2 separate regions of the Mus musculus genome follow, and region 2 is linked to region 1. A link is a loop called in an ENCODE intact Hi-C map of the cell type or tissue named here. Cell type or tissue: heart. All regions are shown on one strand. Links, peaks and the distances in the headings refer to the core of each region. The heading gives the core; the rest is flanking DNA. Region 1 holds the start of Ctsf (cathepsin F). Region 2 overlaps Gm960 (predicted gene 960).

What was found. Peaks named below come from ENCODE experiments on the same cell type or tissue, not always from the same donor. Only the 100,000 strongest peaks of a DNase experiment are listed, where the experiment ranks them.
Region 2: a loop joins it to region 1, with 3 times the contacts of the local background. A loop is called at or near these places in 13 of 42 quality-filtered maps.

What each region holds. Positions count from the first base shown.
Region 1 is chr19:4,852,022-4,857,399 of GRCm38, forward strand. It overlaps Ctsf (cathepsin F), which reads left to right and starts at 3,144. Exons shown (of 14, transcript NM_019861.2): 1 at 3,144-3,465; 2 at 3,677-3,775; 3 at 4,049-4,133; 4 at 4,226-4,287; 5 at 4,491-4,566. The coding sequence starts at 3,247. In heart, for the core only: a CTCF peak has its summit at 3,248; a DNase peak (open chromatin) is centred at 3,150; H3K4me3 peaks cover 1,542 bases; H3K27ac peaks cover 738 bases; H3K27me3 peaks cover 1,423 bases.
Region 2 is chr19:4,626,711-4,632,088 of GRCm38, forward strand. Gm960 (predicted gene 960) reads right to left here. Exons shown (of 15, transcript NM_001033447.3): 14 at 459-537. Among named protein-coding and RNA genes, the nearest start is that of Rce1, 3.8 kb to the left of the region's middle. In heart, for the core only: a CTCF peak has its summit at 2,292; no DNase peak of the experiment used is centred there; H3K4me3 peaks cover 359 bases.

The sequences.
Region 1 (5,378 bases), core at 286-5,285:
GACAATACTGAAAGGAAGCACACAGATCCATTTGCAAGGACAAGTTTGGAGCATACGTGCTATAGGATGCCACAGTTCCAGGAGACTAAGTTTCCGTGAACTTTTTGCCTCGGGACTGCATCCAGGCTTTTGGCTTGTCATGAATGTCACTACTGGAGTGGATGTAGCAGTTCCCCATATTTTTTATTTTCTAGACGAAGTTCCATAATATCCCGCCTCATGGTAGCTACAGATCTCAGAAGAACTTCTAAAGATGAGTGAAAACACAACAATTACTAATAAGGTAATGCCAATAATAATAGCAAGCAGGATTATATACTGAACCCAATCCACAGGATTCAATGCACTTAGGTGATTCTTTAAATCTCTGGCCAATTCATCAATGTTCCAAGTGTCCAAATGACTTCTGCTAATATCTGAAATATCTGCTAACCTAGCCTTAAAATTTGCTATATCCTGTCTCAATCTACTGCTAACATAGCGTCATAGAGAATTGTAGCTAACTTTCAAATATGTCTCTAAAATGACCAGAATCAGCCTTCCAAATGAAGAAATAACAATTTCTAATGCTGGGTTGATTATCGGCACAGTGCATGACTAAGTAGGCATAACTGGTCACATTAAAGGAAAGAGAAGACTCGTCATAACTTCTTTTTGATTACGTTTTTGAAGGCGGTTTCCAGTCTCCATGTTCTCAGTCCCACAAGCTAAAAGTTTGAAGCAAGGCAGTTTGTCCAATCTGAGATCAGGAACTCAAGTCCAAAACAGTCTGCCTGTCTCCACTGTCAGGGCACTCAGCCAGCTCACAGGTCAGCATCAGTCTTTGTCCCAGCATCAGCTTGTCTCACCAATCACTCTGGCAGCTAGCATGCTCCTGCTGCAGCATTCTGTGGAGAAAACACAAAAATGCCCTCTTCCCCATATTAAATACCTGAACAGTATCATGTCATGTGCCAGTATGTGGATCCTTTCATTTCATGAGTATGCCTGGTTGTAGAGTGCCATAGACACTCAGAGAGATTTTAGGCATCCAAATTTAAAAAAATTTTTGAAGATATATATTTAAAGCTCCGCAGTATCTTTTCCTTAAGAGTTATAAAAAAATATGAGTAACATGGGTAACATTAAATTGTTGACAAAACATCTCAAATGCTTGGCTGTAATAGCCAGTTCCAATATCTATTTTAATTTGATTTGGAACACCAAGCATAAAAAAAAAAATCAACATAGGCAATGACTGACTATACTTTTAGTTGCTTTTCTTGTTAAAGCAGTTGTAATTAGAAAGACTAAAAGTGTATCAATAGTCACAATGTGCATATTTCATTTTTCTAAAATCAAAAATGAGTATCTATTTGCAATAATTGATTAAGTAAAAGTCCTCAAGAATTAACACCAATGGGTGGAACAGGTAGAAGCTGAGGACACTGAGAACAATTCTTTACAATATGCCATGCACATTCTATAAAAATGCCTACAGCACACTATTCAATTATCTGTGTTGAAGTAGGAGGAAACTCAAAAGAGCAAACGTGATCTAGTCACGTAAACTTCTCTCCCATAGAAGTGCTGTTTATAAATACAGTAGATGCATTCTTTTTTTTTAAAGTGATAAGCACGATTCTTTTTTTTTTTAAGATTTATTTATTTATTTATTTATTTATTTATATTAAGTACACTGTAGCCGTCTTCAGACACTCCGGAAGAGGGAGCCAGATCTCATTTCAGATGGTTGTGAGCCACCACGTGGTTGCTGGGAATCGAACTCAGGACCTTTGGAAGAGCAGTCCGTGCTCTTAACCCCCGAGCCATCTCTCCAGCCCCAGTAGATGCATTCTTTATGGGATACATTGTGGAGAGACCTATAGGGTACTGCTAGGCAGGAATCTGACATTGGCCAAGGACAAGGAAACAAGCCTCAATCTTTAGGTTGTAATAGGGAAGCAGGACAAGGCAGAAACTCCAATCTCGGGGTGGTACAAAAGAAGCAGGCCCTGGGCAAGATCCAGGCTTTTGGCCTGTCATGCATGTCACTACTGGAGTGGATGTAGCAGTCTACATAGGCCCTGTTTTGAAGACAAACAAACCAAGGGAACTGTCTTAAAGACTTCAAAAAACTCCTTCATATATACATACCCTGCACACTCCTCACGTACACACAAGATTTCTGTGACAAGGCTGATTTTAACCGCTTTAGATAACATACGACAGCTCCTTCAATGAGCTGAGGATAATTTTTGCCTCTCCGATACAAAACCAATGGATTTTTGTATCCAAGCAGTTTATGGACATTTCCCTTTCAATAATAAAAAACCCTCCTTTCCGGTCCCTCTCCAAGTGTGCAGAGGCTTACGAGAATGCATCTTGGTTTATGATTCAATTTGTTATTCCCTCATACATTTTTACACTTTGGAGATTTTTTTCCCACCCTCTGTTTTCAGTTGTGACGCTGTCCCTTGGCAGTCCTGGAACACAGTGCTTTTAAGTGATTTACGGTACGATCCACCCTTTGCACAGCTTTGTTGATTATATAGATGTCTTTTAAGCCTCACAACAGCCAGACTCATGTAGCCTACGCTCAAATTCTCTTAGGTATCCAAGAATGACCTTGAACTTCAGAACTTTCTGTCTCTTCCTGAGTGCCTCACCAGGCTAGGTTTATTCCGTGCTCGGGGATGGTACACAGGGCATTTGTGAGAGCTAGGCAAACACTAGCCACTGAACTACCTACATCCTCTGGTCCCACAACCCATAATATTACTGACCGTCTGGTGAATGACAATAGGTGCCTCAAAGGTGAGATCACACCGTGAAGGCAGGCTGAGGAACCAATTGTTTGGGTTCACCTCTTATCAGAGTCATCTGTAAGCTTCTTTTTCTTTATCTACGCAATGGGACTGCACTGACCTCACAGGTCTGCCATGGTTAAAAGGATCTGGCTTTTCCTGCGTAAGATAGAAAAGGGCGTAGATTCTTATTTTATTGTCAACCTAGTGTCCTCTCCCCTCACTCCACCCTCTCCACCCCCCCACCCACCCCCCCCCGCATCCCGCACCCCGTGGTCCACGTGCCTCGCGTAAATAAGCGAGCGCGCAAGCGCCAGGAATCGGTGCCCATTGGCCGCCCCGGCGTTCTCCAACGTTGTAGGGAAACTCTCTGTGGCCTCTGACAGCAGGCTCCGCCTCGGGTCTCTTGATCCGTGTGTTTGTGGGTCAGTGAATCCGGGCGAGCAGCTTCGACCTCGCTATGGCGCCCCTACTGCAGCTTCTGTGGCTGCTGACACTGCTCTCGACTGTGGCCCTGAGCCCCGTCCCCGCCAAGCCCTGGGCAGATGACGAGCAGGCCTGGAACTTGTCGTCCCAGGAGCTGCTGGCCCCCGCCCGCTTCGCGCTGGACATGTACAATTACGGCCGTGCTGCGGGGACAAGGGCCGTGCTAGGAGCGGTGCGCGGACGCGTCCGCCGGGTGAGGACGCGCGGGGAGCGGGCGCGGGGCCTGGGCCCAGGAATGGTGCAAGGTGGAGTTTGGCTTAAATTTGGGATGATGGCCAGGACAGGGGAGGGAAGGACCTGTTTAGACCTGTATCCGGTAGGGAGGCACAGATGGGCAATGGTCTCCTAAGAGGAGTAAAGGGGGAGGGGATGGCTGGGCCAGCCCCAACTTCTTCTCCATCCAGGCCGGCCAGGGCTCTCTGTTCTCCCTGGAAGCCACACTAGAGGAGCCACCTTGCAATGATCCCCTGGTGTGCCCACTGCCTGAGACGAAGAAAACAGTGGTGAGTGAAGAGGTCAGCTATTGTTGGCCCTAGCTGGCAAACAATTGGAATGGTGGGTCCTGTCGAGGCATTGGTTACTCCTGAGATACCAAGTTAGAGACCAAGATGCTCTGAAAGGGTGGGTGTTGGGGTGCTGGGTGTCTGCTGCTGGCCTCCCTCTTTCACCAAGTTATGACTGCCTTCCATGTGGCTCTCCTTTGAGGAACTTCTAGCTGCTCTTGCCAGGACCTTGTTTCAAACTGTCCCAAGACCGTCTTCTTTCTATGCCTCCAGCTCTGCAGTTTTGAAGTCCTGGAAGAGCTAAAAGAACACTTGCTGCTGAGGAGGGACTGTAGCCCAGTGAATGCCAAGGTCACAGGTGCTGGGATTGCTCAAGGAGACTGGGAGAGCCCAGACCATACTTGAGTCAGAATCCAGCCTTAATTACTTCTCTGTTCCGACCCTATCCAGAGTTTAGAAATGCGACTTTCAGCTCATTCCTTCCATTGTTGGACAAGGATCCCCTGCCCCAGGTGAAGACCCTGTGTCGAGGAGAGACAAAGGCCCCTTAATCCTCTTTCCCTTCTCTTCTCTTTCTCTGCACGCCCCTTCTCTCTCTTCCCCCTCACTTCCTCTTCCCATAGTGACTTCCCTGTCTTGGTCCTCCAGGGTAGAGCTCAGTCAGCTCACTGGGGTCTGGCTGGACTTGTAAGTGAACATCCTTCCGCCTTCCTAGGACTTCTCTGTGAAGATGGCTCCACTCTTCAAGGACTTCATGACCACCTATAACCGGACTTATGAATCAAGGGAAGGTAGGCCCCAGCCTTGTCATCTGTCTCCGTCAGGCCTGGGCCTTCTCCCGTCACGGCACCTTGATACTAAGGAGATAAAGTACACAGTGATACCTTATTTCCCCGGTGGTAAACTGAGCCAGATCAAGGCAGATAAGATGATATTAACTGCTGGTTTATTGGGAAGCTGCTCTCTGGCGAGTTCACTGGCCCCAGTGATTAGGCCACGGAAATCACCATGGGAAGAGGAGATGAGGGAGAGAAGGGGAGAAAGGGCCCACACAGAGAGAGAAGAAAAGAAGAGAAAAGGGAGAGTGAGGAGACCAAAATGCCTGGATTGTGTCTGGAAGAGCTTCTGGGTATGCCAGGGTAGGGACTGAGGGGTGCTGGGAGAAGCTGGAGGCCAGGTCTGCCTTGATATGAAACATATGCACCTCAGTCCCTGGTCCAGGGGTCCGAAACCAAACAAAAAGGATCCTGTGTCTCTCAAGGAGCCCATATCCCTAGGGTCCTATCCAGCTTTCTAGGCAGTCATCTTGTCAAGGAGTGGCCTGGTTTCCTCCTTCCGTTTTGTCTTCCTAACCGGAAACCATGGGCTTCATCCCTCTAGGCAGGATGGGTAAGACTTAGACCAGATTTTCTCCTTTGGATTTCCTCTGTCATGGCCTTTCCGGTAACCTCTCCTGGGTGACACCCTTCGGTCTCATTTAGATTACTGGTTTTATATTCAACAAGTCATTGTTCCAATTTGGGCCCCCAAAGTTGAGCATGTCTCTCACTTTGAAGTCGGCTTCCCTCATGTCTTATTCTGCCGGCCCCAGGGATCTATCCTT
Region 2 (5,378 bases), core at 173-5,172, 230 kb before region 1:
CACTGTATTAAAAGGTGGCAGCGTCAGGAAGGTTGGGAACCACCATCACTAATCCGTAGTAGATCCAGTTTTGGAAGAACAAACACAGAGGAGGATCAAACTCGGTATTGACAAGCAAACCAACTCTGACACTGAGCTACATCCCCAGCCTCGCAGGTGCAGATTTACAGAGTCTTGCCTTGGCTGATTCCTCCTGAGTCAATGAATGCACGTTTCTCTGGAAAGGCTAATGTGCACATACTAAGTACAACGCACAAGTCCTATTGAGTAGCTTTAAAGTAGGAATGCATGCGGTTGCTACTCCAAGTCCCTCAATCACTGTGGAAGGCGGCCAAATCCCAGGTGGCAGCAGCATGGCTAAAGTGGAATGGGATCGTTGGATAGCTGGACCACTCCACACCATGAATTTTATTTCTCTGGTTTCAGTCCAGGGCTTACCCCCAAAGCTAGAAACTTACCTTCAGGGAATTCCTGGGCAATATTCTTGTGCTGGTCTTTGGTGTTCTGGGCTGAAATGTTTTTCTCTGGAGTCAGGTGCTTTAACAATTAGAAAGACCAAGTGAATTCTGCAGAAGTCTGAATGAACCTTAGTGAGACGTGTGGTTTGGTTTATATGGATGTTTTCACCCTCATCCTCCTAACTCAACAGTCTCTACTTGGCCTCCAGCTTTCAAAGCATCCCCCTTCTGTGGACCCTTGTACAACTCACACTGTAGCCATTCCCAGCATATCCCTGAACCTCAGGCTCTGAAGATGGCACTATTCATCATTTTTATGTGTTTATGCCCATCTTTCTACTCCAGGTTTACCATGTGTATTTGTAACTATGTGAATTATGTGTCTACAGGAGAGGTGGTCAGGTCCCCTGTAATTGGAGTTACACTTTGACAAGCTGCCTGATGTGAATACTGGGAACCAAACCAAACCAATAGCAGCATGGTCCCTCTTCCACACAGCCATTTCTCCAGTCCCTTTTTATTTAGTCTTGGCTGTCTGGAACTCAGTATATGGTGGAGAACAAGCTGGGCTTGAACTTGCAGAGATCCTCCTACCTTTGCCTCACAAGTGCTAGAATTAAAGGCATACACCACAATCCCTGGCCCTGTCTTTTTTTAAATTAAATTCTTTGAGACAGGGTCTCTTATATCCCAGAGCTGACCTTTAATGTCTGACCATCTGTCCCTCTATATACATGTACACTTAGTTAAAAATACATCTTTTAAAAAGTTGAAAAAAATGAGTGTTTGCATGAAAGCTGCAGGAGCACACTTCATAAAATGGCATAGTAGCACATATGTAATCCCAGCACTCAGGAGAGGGAGGCAGAAAGAGCAGGAGTTCAAGATAACCCTCAGCTACATAGGAAGATAAAAGCCATTCTCAGATACACAGTGAGACCCTCCTCCCCGCCCCCACTCCTGTAATGTCTACACCAAGGGGAGGGGAGAAGTAAGCCAATAGAAGGTGGGCGGGGCTTTGGGAGAGGAGCTGGGTTATGTGCGTTCAGCAGTCACAGTCTTGTTTTCAGTGTGATGGAGACCTCTGGGGATTGGGGGAGGAGCACACGGCACAGTGACTATCCTTAAAGCATCAAGTTGACACTTTCAAAGGGAAGTCTTAGGTAAGAATTACACCACAGTACTATGCATTCTATGATACACTGCTTCTTGTTTCCCCCTTTAAGACAGTTTTGCTAGATAGTTCTGTCTGTCCTGGAACTTACTATGTAGGCCAGGTTGTCACTCTGTCTCCTAAATGCTGGGATTAAATGTGAGAGCTACCTGGCATTCTCATTACAGATTTTTATGTTATAGGAGCTCTGCAGTTACAGTTATCATCATTTCTGGGGGATCCCACAGTCTCTCCTCAGATGCACTCACATGAGATTCACTGCATATTAATACAAATTCCAACTTCTAAGTAATTACATTCTGAGGAACACACAGGGGCAAAGATCACCCTCAAAATCCAGCAGAGTTTCGGTTCACTCTGGCCTGGGAAATCTTGCATAGCACACGTCTTTGTCCTTTTCCTTTTAGAAACTGGTCTTACAGAGGGGTGACCCACTTGAGATGGCTAACACTGTGAGCCTTGTATGCCTATCAGTATCTGGGCCCCAAGAGAGACAGCCCAGTCCTTTAGAGAACTGCCATTTCTCCTTAAACTATAGATGGGTTAATTCTATATCTGGTGAGTTGGCTAGTTACCATGGAAACAAAGTAAAAGGGGGGGAAAAAAAACTTGACCTATTGCCTTGATCATGTAGTTTGTAGCTGAAGCCACTGGGGGCCGCTATTGTGCCACCAATGAGTTAACACAAAGTGGCCTCTAATGAGGGAAGGACTAATGACAATGGATCTGTGCACACTCATTCCCTGGGCTTGCCACTCAGCCCTACAGAGGCACAATGTGATCAGGCTTTGAAACCCTGCCAGTTATTAGCCATGTAACCAGCAAGGTTTAGGTTTCACAGTTACCTTATTTATAAGGTGGAAGATAATGACCTAATTCAGAACATCTTTGTTGAGACGGAAATGGAAATACAGATTAGGTATTCTGTAAATACTCCTTTCTTTCAGCATCATTGAGTTAAGTGGGCCACAGATGGCCCTGAGGCTATGAGCCACCACTAGAGCCAAAAGGTAAAGAGCTCAGATCAGTTCTTTCCGACTTCACTGGGATGTCAGAGAGGTCCAAGCAGAAGATCTCAAGAAGCAGAAACAGCCCAGAACCTGAGGGGATCTCCTGGGTTCTAACGATGGCTCAGGCTGTGTTCTCAAGGTGTTCCTGGTTGAAGTGAATGAGGCTGCACCCTTTCCAGTTTGCCCACATCCTAACACCAAGAGCCTGTGAATGTGAGATTATTTGGAAAAAGGGTCTTTGTAGATATAATTAAGGATTCAGAGATAGGACCATACTGCATGCAGGACTCAGGCTGGGCCCCCCTAAATCAGAAACAGTTGGGTAGGAAAAGACTAGGTGAAGATGGGGGTAGAAACTGGAGTTATGTAAGCCACAAACTAGGAAACCAGAGAGACAGGATGGATTCTCTCCCAGTGCATCTAAAGGAAACACAGGCCTGCTCATGCCTCGATTTTGAACTTCTGGCCTCCAGCGCTATGACAGAATAAATGATGTTTTTAAGTCACTAAGTCTCTGGTAATGGCTTACAACATCTCTAGAGAACGAATACCGTGTTTAGAAGCTTCGCTTGCTTGAGGTGTGGCCATCAGCTCTCCAACTAGGTGAAAGCCAACGAGATTTAGTGAGGCCTGCACACAGGTTATGACAGAAGTTGTGAAGGGAGCGTTGACAGGCTCTGCTTTGTGGGCTGCCCTGCCTGAGCACCAGCACCCCTCCAACAGGTAAAAGGAGGTACAAAAGGGAGAACAAATGCCCACGCTGTCCTGAAGGTCCTGCTCTTTCTGAGAGTGGTGAGAGACAATGCGAGGGGCTGGAGAGAGCGCCTGCAGCTCTTGGAAAGGGCAGGAGTTTGGTTTCCAGGGTCTCACAACACCTATAACTCCGACTCCAAGAGATCACATGTGCGGATCAATAGTTCATTCCCTTTACGGTTGAACAGTGCTCAACTATATAGATCATCAACCTGTTGGGAGTTCTAACAAATACACAAACAGGCGGTGGTGGTGCATGCCTTTAATCCTAGCACTCGGGAGGCAGATGCAGGCGGATTTCTGAGTTCGAGGCCAGCCTGGTCTACAGAGTGAGTTCCAGAACAGCCAGGGCTATACAGAGAAACCCTGTCTCAAAACAAAACAAAACAAATACACAACAAAGAGACTATGACCATGGATGCACTTGTTTCAGTGTGACACAGTGGGTAGCTAGGCCAGATAAGCATATGTGTAACCCCCCAAACCTGTCAAGTTGTCTCCCAAAGGACTTCTTATCTACCCCCCCCCCTTTTTTTTTTTCAAGACAGGGTTTCTCTGTGTAGCCCTGGCTGTACTGGAACTCACTCTGTAGACCAGGCTGGCCACGAACTCAGAAATCTGCCTGCCTCTGCCTCCTGAGTGCTGGGATTAAAGGCGTGCGCCACCACCGCCAGGCTTCACCCCCTTTTCGAGATAGGGTTTCATCATGTTGCCTGGGTTTGGCACGGGCTAAACAGTCTTCCTACCTCAGCTGTCAGAGCTGGGGCTACAGGCACATGCCACCATGCCCATTGGCCTTTTTATTCCCCGAACATGTGATTTTTATGTGAATTTTCATACCCTGATTAATGGTTGTATGTATTTATTTGTGGATTCTGGGTTCTGTATGAGCACTCTTGCTAAGTGTGCTCACTTACTGAATAGAGTTCTATAACGAACTTTGTTTGACAAGTGGCCTGTACTTATTTTTAAACTAGAAATCCAGTTTCTTCCATAGACACAAGATTATCCCATGTCACAGGGGTGTCCCCTTAGTAAGTTACCCATTTCATCATTTGTCACATGTACTGCCAAATATGACCTTCTGAGAGTAATTTAAAAATACCGATGTCACATTTTTAATTTCTGATACCAATATATATCTCAAATATTGGTTTTGGTTTTTCAAGATCCTCTGTATTTTGGAACTCACTCTGTAGATCAGCCTGACCTTGGACTCACAGATATCACCTGCAATAGAGGCATCTTATAGTTAAACCAAACCAACCAACCTGAGACAAGGCATTCTTGCTCTGCAGCCCCATCTGGTCTTGAATTCACTATGTAGCCCAGGCTGCTTCAGACTCTCCATGCCCCAGCCTCACCCTCCTGGGTACTGGGGTTACAGCTGTGCACTGCAGGAAGCCCTCTTCCTCACTCTGGCTTACCTGCTTATTCCTTTATTAATATGATCAATGTGCTCTACCTTTTCCTTTCCATGGTTTTTCTTTATTTTTATTTCCTATTAACGTCCACATGGCTCTTTCTTATTTCATTTGCTCTGTTTGTGCAGCTTGCTCTTCTCGGTCCGTAAGAGCTTTGGCTGGCACGGCCGCCATGCTGAGGTAGGTCATCCTCTCCAGGCAGGACAACGTTAGCTACAGTCCACACATTCTGATCATCTGCATTTTCATTTCATTAAATTACTTCTAACTTTTCTTTGTCCTTTTTTTTTTTTTAAGATTTACTTACATTATGTATGTGAGTACACTGTCTTCTCTTCAGACACACCAGAAGAGGGCATCAGATCCCATTACAGATGGTTGTGAGCCACCATGTGGTTGCTGGGAATTGAACTCAGGACCTCTAGAAGTGTAGTCAGTGCTCTTAACCCCTGAGCCATCTCTCCAGCCCCTAACTTTTCTTTAACTTCATGTTTTATCTCATTTATCATTTATTTTACAACTACTATAAAATCTTTCAGATATGTTTCTGTTATTAGTT